2 separate regions of the Homo sapiens genome follow, and region 1 is linked to region 2. Evidence: chromatin loops called from intact Hi-C (ENCODE). Cell type or tissue: HCT116. All regions are shown on one strand. Links, peaks and the distances in the headings refer to the core of each region. The heading gives the core; the rest is flanking DNA.

Region 1 (4,920 bases), core at 412-4,411, 210 kb before region 2:
TAAGACTTCCAAACTCCAAACGCCTTATTTCATATAGTATTTCCCAAAGCCAAATCTTCTATAAATAATTGGCTAACTCAAGCACATGACAACAGGACTTAAAGACTATTTCTGGTTAACCCTGTCAATTTGCACAACTTCAGTTAGCACAGATATTTTTCCCTCTTACTGACTGCTAAACACGGGTATACTAAGGTACATGAGTTGAAATATTAATTGCATTTTGTTGAATGAATTTTCAGAAAAGAAGAAAATATATATAAAAATTCACAAACAAGGAAAAAAGTAACATGCTCTATCTTGAAGCAACTATGAAAATTCTTTTCAAAGAACTAATGTAATGTCTTACCCTTGCTACTTTGAGGAACGTTTATCGTAATCTCAGGATCATTCTTCAAACTGAATGAAACACTTTTTTGTGGTGTTTTTGCTAGTTCTGAAGCTGTAAACAAAGAAATATATAAAAACCTTTTAAAGGACAACAGTAGATAAAGAGGGAAATAACCTTATTACGCTTACAAAAATTCTTTAAAAACCTCTGTTACTTTTATCAGAAAAATAATCCTACCCATATTAGGAGTAATACTGCTTTCACCTTTATTAGCTGTCTTCCCAGAATCTTCAAATTTTCCTTCATATTACCCACAGATTTCTTTAAAAGAAAATACAAATAACTAACTTTGACCTTGCTGCTTTCTCTAATTACCATACTCTCCTCTCCATCAACCACTTATGTTCCTTTCATTTCTTACCATATATAGTTGAGGCACATCTTTGATGGGGGGTGAGAAAGAAGGGCCAGAAAGTGAGATCTAAAATCAAGTGAAAACTGTGCAGAGTTAAAATTATACTTTAAAATCTTTTAAATCTTCCATAAAGTGTGAACAGTTTATTTTGTGCCAAAAAGTCTATAATACATATAAATAATACATAAAATAGAGTGTTGAACAGATGGCCATTTCTTCAACCGAGAATAAATGGAATAGTGGTCTTTTGTTTAGGGGCCATTTTATTTTTACTTTAACAATTTTCTTTCTCTCGCTTTTTTTTTCTAAAGACCAAAGACCAAATCACTTATAATAGAGGCCATTTTAAATAAAAAAATATAAGTGTTATCTTTAATGATGCTCTCACACTCACACCATGAGAGGCATGTGGAAAATGAACCCAAATGAAGAAACAGATTTACCTTTTCCAAGTTAACTCTCACACTGGGACACTGTTCACTGAGAAAAAGGGCACATACCAAATTAACTGCTTTTTTGCTTTTTTTCTCTAAATGGAGAAGGTGTAGTTAAATTTGTACAAGTGAAAGCCATTTTACTGGCTCCTAAACCTTTCTAACCTGCCCCCATTTTTATCCTCCAGTCTTGAAACTGACCCAAAATACTCATAACAATCTCTACAAATGAATTGGCTGCTTCTTCTTCCTTAATCCCTTCGGTCTTCTATATGATTCACTAAGTTTTTTTTTTTTTTTTAATCTTCCCTTGATATTAATTCCTCCATTTGAGTCTTATGACATTATCCTGGTTCCCAAGCTACTGGTTGTGGTTATTTCATCTCTTCTTCACTGTCCTCAGCCTCCTCAACATTCTAGGCATACTTAAGGCTCAGTCCTTGCTCTTCTCTTTATGTCATTTTTGGATTAAAGGCTGATTCACAGGATAGGGAAAAAACTTCATATGAAAAGAAGCAACAAAAGCAACTTAGCTGAGATCATTTTGGTGTTATACTGAAACATAAAAATGCTCCACCTGATTTTAAATAACTATTAAACTACAAAGGAGCCAGGGAGAAAAGAATAAAAAGGAAGAATTGAAGAGGATTAAGAACAAGATAGTCTCTTTTTTTTTGAGATAGAGTCTTGCTCTGTCGCCCAGGCTGGAGTGCAGTGGTGCGATCTCAGCTCACTGCACCCTCTGCCTCCCAGGTTCAAGCAGTTATCCAGCCTCAGCCTCCTGAGTAGCTGGGATTACACATGTGTGCCATCATGCCCACCTAATTTTTTGTATTTTTAGTAGAGCGGGGGTTTCACCATGCTGGCCAGGCTAGTCTCAAACTCCTGACCTCGTGATCTGCCTGCCTTGGCCTCCCAAAGTGCTGGGATTACAGGTGTGAGCCACCGCGCCCGGCTAAGATAGTCATTTTTGTGAGCACACAGAGATAGGCAGACATTCCAACACCTCTTGGATGACTCAACATGTCTAATAAGCACCAGGCACAATGCCTAGTACAAGTACCTGTCGCCCAGGAGTACACTGGCGTGATCATGGCTCACTGCAGCCTTGACCTCCTGGGCCCAAGCAATCCTCCCACCTCAAACTCCCAAATAGCTGAGACCACAGGCGTGCGCCACTATGCCTAGCTAATTTTTAAATTTTTGTAGAGACTGGGTCTTCCTATGTTGCTCAGGCTGGTTTCAAACTCCTGGCCTCAAGTTCTCCTCCCGCCTCGGCCTCTCAAAGTGCTAAGATTACAAGCATGAGTCACCACGCCCAGCGGTGAATCACTATTTAACACATAACTTTGTGTTTAGTTATGACTATGAATGGCAAAAAGTTACAGTGTTTCTTTATGTCAGGGGTCAGCAAGCTATAAGTCTATGGGGCCAAACCCAGCCTTTCCACTTGTTTTAAGTACAGCTTTATGTAGCCACACCATCCATACGTATTGTCTGTGGCTGCTTTTCAGCTACAACAGCCAAGTTCAGTAGTCACAACAGAGACTGTCTAGCTCACAGAGCTGAAAATATTTACTGTCTGGCCCTTTACAGAAAAAGCTGGCTGACCTTTGCTCTGTATTAATCATCTACATGCACACTTTCAATGCATGTGTACAGTTTTTATTCTTTTCTTGCTCCTATGTCATATTTGTTTTTGATGATATTAAATGAAATGTAATGGCATGGCTGTTGACTCTATTAATAGAAAATTAGACCTGGACATGGTGGCTCAAGCCTATAATCCCAGCACTTTGGGAGACCGAGGTGGGTGGATCACTTGAGTCTAGGAGTTCGAGACCAGACTGGGCAACATGAAGAAACCCTGTCTCTACAAAAGAATAGAAAAATTAGCCAGGTGTGGTGGCGTGTGACTTTAGCCCGAGCTAAAGGGACACTGAGGAAAGGAAGCTGAGGCAGGAAAATTGCTTGAGCCTAGGACATGGAAGTTGCAGCAAGCCAAGATTACACCACACGTTCCAGCCGGGGCAATACAGTGAGACCCTTAAAAAAAATTATGATATTATTTGTGGGCTTGCAAAAAAAAATAGGGCATAAATTTTGTATCTTTATATTCATTATTCTATTAATTCATCTGTATTGTATTTTACACAATAAACTGGTCTCTGTCTAATGATAGCTTTAGATTAGTCTATTATCTGGTCCTATCTAACCAATCTATTTTCTAATTTTTTTAAAAAGATACTTATTTTCTTTTACCTCATTTATATTTATCTGCTCCTCTGTTGATGAACATTTAGCTTGATTCCATATCCTGGATATTGCAAAATAATACTGCAATGAACACGGGAGTGCAGATATCTCTTCGACATACTCATTTCATACCCTTTGGGTATATATCTAGTAGTGGGATTGCTGGATCTCAATCTATTTTTAATTTACCCATTTATTTCTCCAGCCTGACTGAACTCCTCACTTTCTTCTCTACCTGGTACTTCTACTTTTGCTCTTTTGTTTACATTTATTTTCTTACTCTAGATACATTCTCTGTATTTTACAAAGCCTTCCTATCTAACTTATAGTCTATTTCTAGCCCTATATCTTGGTTAGCCCAATTATATGAAAATCTATTTTTTTTTTTAATTTTTTTTTATAGAGACAAGGTCTCACTAGGTTGCACGGGCTGGTCTCAAACTCCTGGGCTTAAGTGATCCTCTTACCTTTTCCTCTCAAAGTGTTGGGATTATAGGTGTGAGCTACCATGCCTGGACAAAATCATCATTTATACTCAGAATAACATATGATTTTCTGGCAGATCATGTTATTTATTAAATATTAAGGCATTCTATTTTACTGATATATTTAGATGTAAACACAATTAGCAACAATACTTAATGAGTCAATGAAATTCATTAAAGAGCATCATAACTAAACAAAGATTATAGAAAGTCTGATCAGTCTGTTAAACTGCGTTCCTGAAATTTCATGGTCATAATAATAAAGACGAAATATCTATAAAACTATCTTCTCATGACTTTAAAATGTGTATTTCTTTCAGATATGATGACAGAAATGCGCAGAATGAGGATAATATTCCAGTTTTATGCAGTGCTTACAAATACAACACATTATCATCTTTAAGTTATGAGCATGCTAATTCTCCAAATGGAGAACTACTACTTGATTACTCCTGTGAGTTCTATTTCACTTTACAATAATAATTCTCCTCTTTCTCCAGTGGTATTTCTTTGTCCTGCACCATTGTCCTAGGGTTTCATTTTGGTCTTGCTGTCTACTTTATCTTTCTAATTATTACATCAGCATTTCTTCTCTGGTTTCTCAGTGCTCCTATACAGGATTCAGTCATTTTTATAGATTTAAAAACTTAATTTCTTGTTTTTTCAGATGGAGTCTCTTTCTGTCACCCAGGCTGGAGTGCAGTGGTGCAATCTTGGCTCACTGCAACCTCCACGTTCTGGGTTCAAGTGATTCTCCTGCCTCAGCCTCCCAGGTAGCCAGAATTACAGGTGTGTGCCACCACACCCAGCTAATTTTTGTATTTTTAGTAGAGCTGGGTTTCACCATGTTGGCCAGGCTGGTCTTGAACTCCTGACCTCAAGTGATCCACCTACCTCGGCCTCCCAAAGTGCTGGGATTACAGGAGCGAGCCACCGCGACCAACCAAAAAAACTTAATTTCTTGATGTAGATAATAAATACTAAGAAACACATCAATTA
Region 2 (4,452 bases), core at 453-4,452:
TGAACATTTTTCTGTACTTTCCTTTTCTTTTTTGAGACAGGGTCTTGCTCTATCACCCAGAATGGAGCACAGGGGTACAATCATGGCTCACTGCAGCCTTCACCTCCCGGGCTCAAGCAATCCTCTCACCTCACCCTCCCAAGTAGCTGGAACTACACACAGGCGCCACCACATCCATCTAATTTTTAAAATATTCTGTAGAGACAGGGTCTCACTATGTTGCCCAGGCTGGTCTCAAACTTCTGGGCTGAAGCAATCCTCCCACTTCAGCCTCCTGAGTGGCTGGGACTACAGGCACATGCTATCATGTCTGGCTAACTTTGTTTTTTATAGAGACAGGGTCTTTTGCTGTATTTCCCAGGGCGGTCTTGAACTCCTGGCTTCAAGTGATCTTCCTGCCTTGGCCTCCCAAAGCACTGGGATTATGGCCATGAGCCACCACGTAATCTTTGTTTTATGCGTATTTATAAGCTTTGCTTCCCCAACAAGATTATAAGCTCTTTGATTGAAGTACATCATATATTTGATATGTATTCTCTTGTCCAAGTGTTTCTGTAGGCAATAAGGGGAACTTTGTAAAACAAGAGTTTTCCGGTCAAGTAAATTTGAGAAGCGCTGCCTAATCTCTTCCCCCTCAGAGATTTGCAATGCATATTGACCTATTAAAGGCTCTGAGAATTCTTCCTGCGAAGAAACCTATTTTAGCCTTGTCCACCTTGCATTTCCCAAACACGTTTGACCTCAGAACTCCCTTTTTCACTAAGAATGTTTTGCCCATCTTATGTTTTACCCATGTGCTCTATAGCAGTTAACACTGGGCTTATTAAAGGTACTCAATATGTGATTGTAAATTAACTGGTGAAGCATTCCCTCATTCTTGTTTATTTTATACATTTATTTAATGAAGCCCTTTTCATAGAAATTGTCAAGATAAATGTATCCTCATTTAGATCAAAACAAATTCTAAATTAATGAAGTCATGACATTTTACTGTATTTTGGTTTTTTTGGTTTATCTGTGAAGTCCTCAAACCTGTGAGTAGTGCTGACCCTAGCCTTGAATGAACAGCCCTGTACTAACTGCAAGGCCAGAAGAACCCCTGCCCTTCCCCTCCCCACCCCCCCACATCATTTCCAGAAGTTCTAAAGAACAGTTGAAATTTACGGAGATCAGACTGGGTTGAGTGTGGGATTTCCAGGGTGGGTTCTAGAAGGAGAAGTGGGTCTTCTGTAGTTTGTTGAAATTTTATTTTCCAAACCCAGCCCCCAAGTTTTTCTTCCTCTATTTATGTGCAAGGACAAAACAGTTACTGTCCTACCTACATAGGATATGGACTCTGTCTGCTCTGAGCCCATTTTAGTTTAGAATATAGAGACCTCCCTCCAGGTCCTAAGAGAGAGATTCCATGAGAGATGTGCAACACCATAAGGTTGGTGATTTGTACTTTGAAATGGCTGCCTTTATTTCCTTTAAAGTCAATATCTTATATTTGAATAAACACAGTTTGCAAAGCATCTTTACAGAAATCTCATTGGATCCTCACGGTCACCTTTTTTCTGAGACAGAGTCTCACTCTTTCACCCAGGCTGGAGTGCAGTGGAGCGATCTTGGCTCCTCCACTTCCTGGGCTCGAGTGATCCTCCTTCCTTAGCCTCCCAAGTAGCTGGGACCACAGATGCGTGCCACCATGCCCAGCCAATTTTTGTATTTTTGGTAGAGATGGGGTTTCGCCATGTTGCCCAGGCTGGTCTCAAACTCTGCAGCTCAAGCAATCCACCCGCCTTGGCCTCCCAAAGTGCTGGGATTACAGGTATGAGCCACTGTACCCTGCCCTCACAGTCACCTTTTGAAGAACCTCCTGCTCAAGAGATCCTCCTGCCTCAGCCTCCTGAGTAGCTGTGATGACTACAGGCTTGTACTACCATGCCTGGCTAGTTTTTTTATTTTTTGTAGAGACGGGGTTCCCTGTGATGCCCAGGGTGGTCTCAAACTCCTGAGCTCAAGCCATCCTCCCACCTCAGCCTCCCAAAGTGCTGGGATTGTAGGTGTGAGCCACTGCACCTGGCCAAGCATTAGTTTTAATCTTGTTTTATAGATGAATAAACTGGGGCTGACTCAAACTGACTCAAAGTCACACTGTCATTACCTTTTTGATCCTGTACGTTAGACTGGGCTGTATGCATGTTCTTGCTGGCGCAATAAAGTTGCAAGTGCCAGCTAACAGCCCTTCCCACTCCACCTCACCACCTCATAGAGGAAAATTGTGACGTTAATGGGAAATGTCAGCGGTAATGTCTTCAGGCTGGGCCTGTGGAGTGACTCCCTTGCCACAGGATATTTAAGCAATGCTGTGTCTTGTCTGAGGCTCAGACCTGCTATTCTTATTGGCACTTGGGACCTGCATGGTTTTTGGCTTCACCTCCAGCTTTAGCCATTTTTCTTCTGTTCTTTTAGGTAAGGATTTTCTGCCCCAGACCTCAGATTCCCATTTCCTTCCTAGCTTCTCTGCTGTTATAGCTCAGTCTCTTCCAAGACCATGCAAGATTCAGACCCTAGTAGGAGGAGATGGAGGAACTAGGACTTAAACCCACATCTTGTGATTCCAAGGCTGGTTCCTCTTTTGCCCTGCACCACACAGCTGTCTGCTCACAGTCATGTGACAGGGGCTTCCCCAGCCAGAACCTCCAGGGAGCACAAATAAAGGAAAGAGCTGGAAGGCACAGTACAGCATTTGTTCTGTCCAAGCCTTACATATCAGCATGGGCAGGGAGAATGTGGTGAAGTTTTCTTTCAAGGACTTTGTTTGATAAGGAAGGACATTTATCAGTGAAGAGAGGTTTTGAGGGAAGTGAACCAATCTTGAGATAAGTACACAAAAGAGCTTTGAGTCTGGTGTTTCCCTGTTTGCTTCTGCCCCCTGGAGGAGCAAATACTCCATGATTAGAGACGTGTGAGTCCTTTGGAATAGAATAGCAGTGATGGAACTGGAGTCCTAGTCCAGGTTCTCTCCTTGTTCAGCCTGGATTCAGCACTGGGTATCGAAACAAGCCTGCACCCTCAGAGGAGATGGCTAGGGGACAGTGCGTCCAGGCCTCTTCTACCACACAGAGTTTTCTTTTTTTTATAAAGGGTATACACATTTAAAATTTAATGATACTCCCAAATTGCTCTTCAAAAAGGCTGTGCAAAATTACAGTCCTGATAACAGCTACCCAGAGATCCTGTAACGGCATTTGCCCTCATCATTATTATTATTATTATTATTATTATTATTATTATTTGAATTTGAGACGGAGTTCTGCTCTGTTGCCCAGGCTGGAGTGCAGTGGCGCAATCTTGGCTCACTGCAACCTCTGCCTCCCGGGTTCAAGCAATTCTCCTGTCTCAGCCTCCCTAGTAGCTGGGATTACAGGTGAGCACCACCACGCCTGGCTAATTTTTGTATTTTTAGTAGAGACGGGGTTTCACCATATTGGCCAGACTGGTCTCGAACTCCTGACCTCAGGTGATCTGCCCGTCTCGGCCTCCCAAAGTGCTAGGATTACAGATGTGAGCCACTGGGGCTGGTTGCCCTCACTATTTAATGGGTTATTTGCAACCTGTGAATCATGTCTCCTATTTCCTTGTTAATGATGCTTATTGATTATAGACTTAGGAATATCAGCACCTCCTTTGTAGCTCTTCATTCTTACATGATATAATAATTAATTTTTTTTTTTGAGACAGAGTCTCACTCTGTTGCCCAGGCTGGAGTGCAGTGTCACAATGTTGGCTCACTGCAACCTCCACCTCCTGGGTTCAAGCGATTCTCCTGCCTCAGCCTCCTGAGTAGCTGGGACTACAGGTGCGTGCCACTACACCTGACTAATTTTTGTATTTTTAGTAGAGACAGGGTTTCGCCATGTTGGCTAGGCTGGTCTTGAACTCCTGACCTCAGGTAATCTGCCCGCCTCAGCCTCCCAAAGTGCTGGGATTACAGGTGAGCCACTGCGCCCAGCCAATAATTCATTGTTTAATCCTTAGTTGTGGGCCAAGCAAAGGAGAAAAGTAAGAAGCCTTTTCCTTTTACCGATAGGAAAGGTCAAAGGACTTACCTGGTGAATTATTTACCTAAAAATGTATACAAATCACTCCAAAATTTAGTGGCTAAAAACAACAGTACTAATTTAATTATATCTTCACAGTTACTAATTTAATTATATCCTCACCTGTGGGTGAGGAATTTAGGAGCAGCTTAGCTGGGCTGTTCTGGCCCAGAGTCTAGTGAAGTTGTGGTCAGTTGTCAGCTGGGTCATCTGAATGCTTGATTGGGATTGGAGGCTCCACTTCTATGGTGGTCACTCACATGACTGAGAAGTTGGTGCTAGCTGTTGGCAGGAAGCCTGTTCTTCATGTGGGCCTCTCTGAGGGACTGCTTGAGTACTTTCATGATGTGGTGGTGGGCTTCTCCCA

Evidence for each region. Peaks named below come from ENCODE experiments on the same cell type or tissue, not always from the same donor. Only the 100,000 strongest peaks of a DNase experiment are listed, where the experiment ranks them.
Region 1: it touches region 2 in a loop (2.3-fold over the local background); 2 of 110 quality-filtered maps call a loop at or near these places.

What each region holds. Positions count from the first base shown.
Region 1 is chr2:200,942,336-200,947,255 of GRCh38, forward strand. It overlaps ORC2 (origin recognition complex subunit 2), which reads right to left. Exons shown (of 18, transcript NM_006190.5): 6 at 350-442. Among named protein-coding and RNA genes, the nearest start is that of ORC2, 19 kb to the right of the region's middle. In HCT116, for the core only: no CTCF peak of the experiment used is centred there; DNase peaks (open chromatin) are centred at 2,256 and 2,506; H3K4me3 peaks cover 1,504 bases; H3K27ac peaks cover 2,486 bases.
Region 2 is chr2:201,155,609-201,160,060 of GRCh38, forward strand. The region is part of intron 8 of CFLAR (CASP8 and FADD like apoptosis regulator); the gene reads left to right. It overlaps CFLAR-AS1 (CFLAR antisense RNA 1), which reads right to left and starts at 2,184. Exons shown (of 7, transcript NR_040030.1): 1 at 2,147-2,184. RefSeq lists enhancers at 2,483-2,562, 2,583-2,912. In HCT116, for the core only: a CTCF peak has its summit at 2,923 (motif pointing left); a DNase peak (open chromatin) is centred at 2,923; H3K27ac peaks cover 751 bases.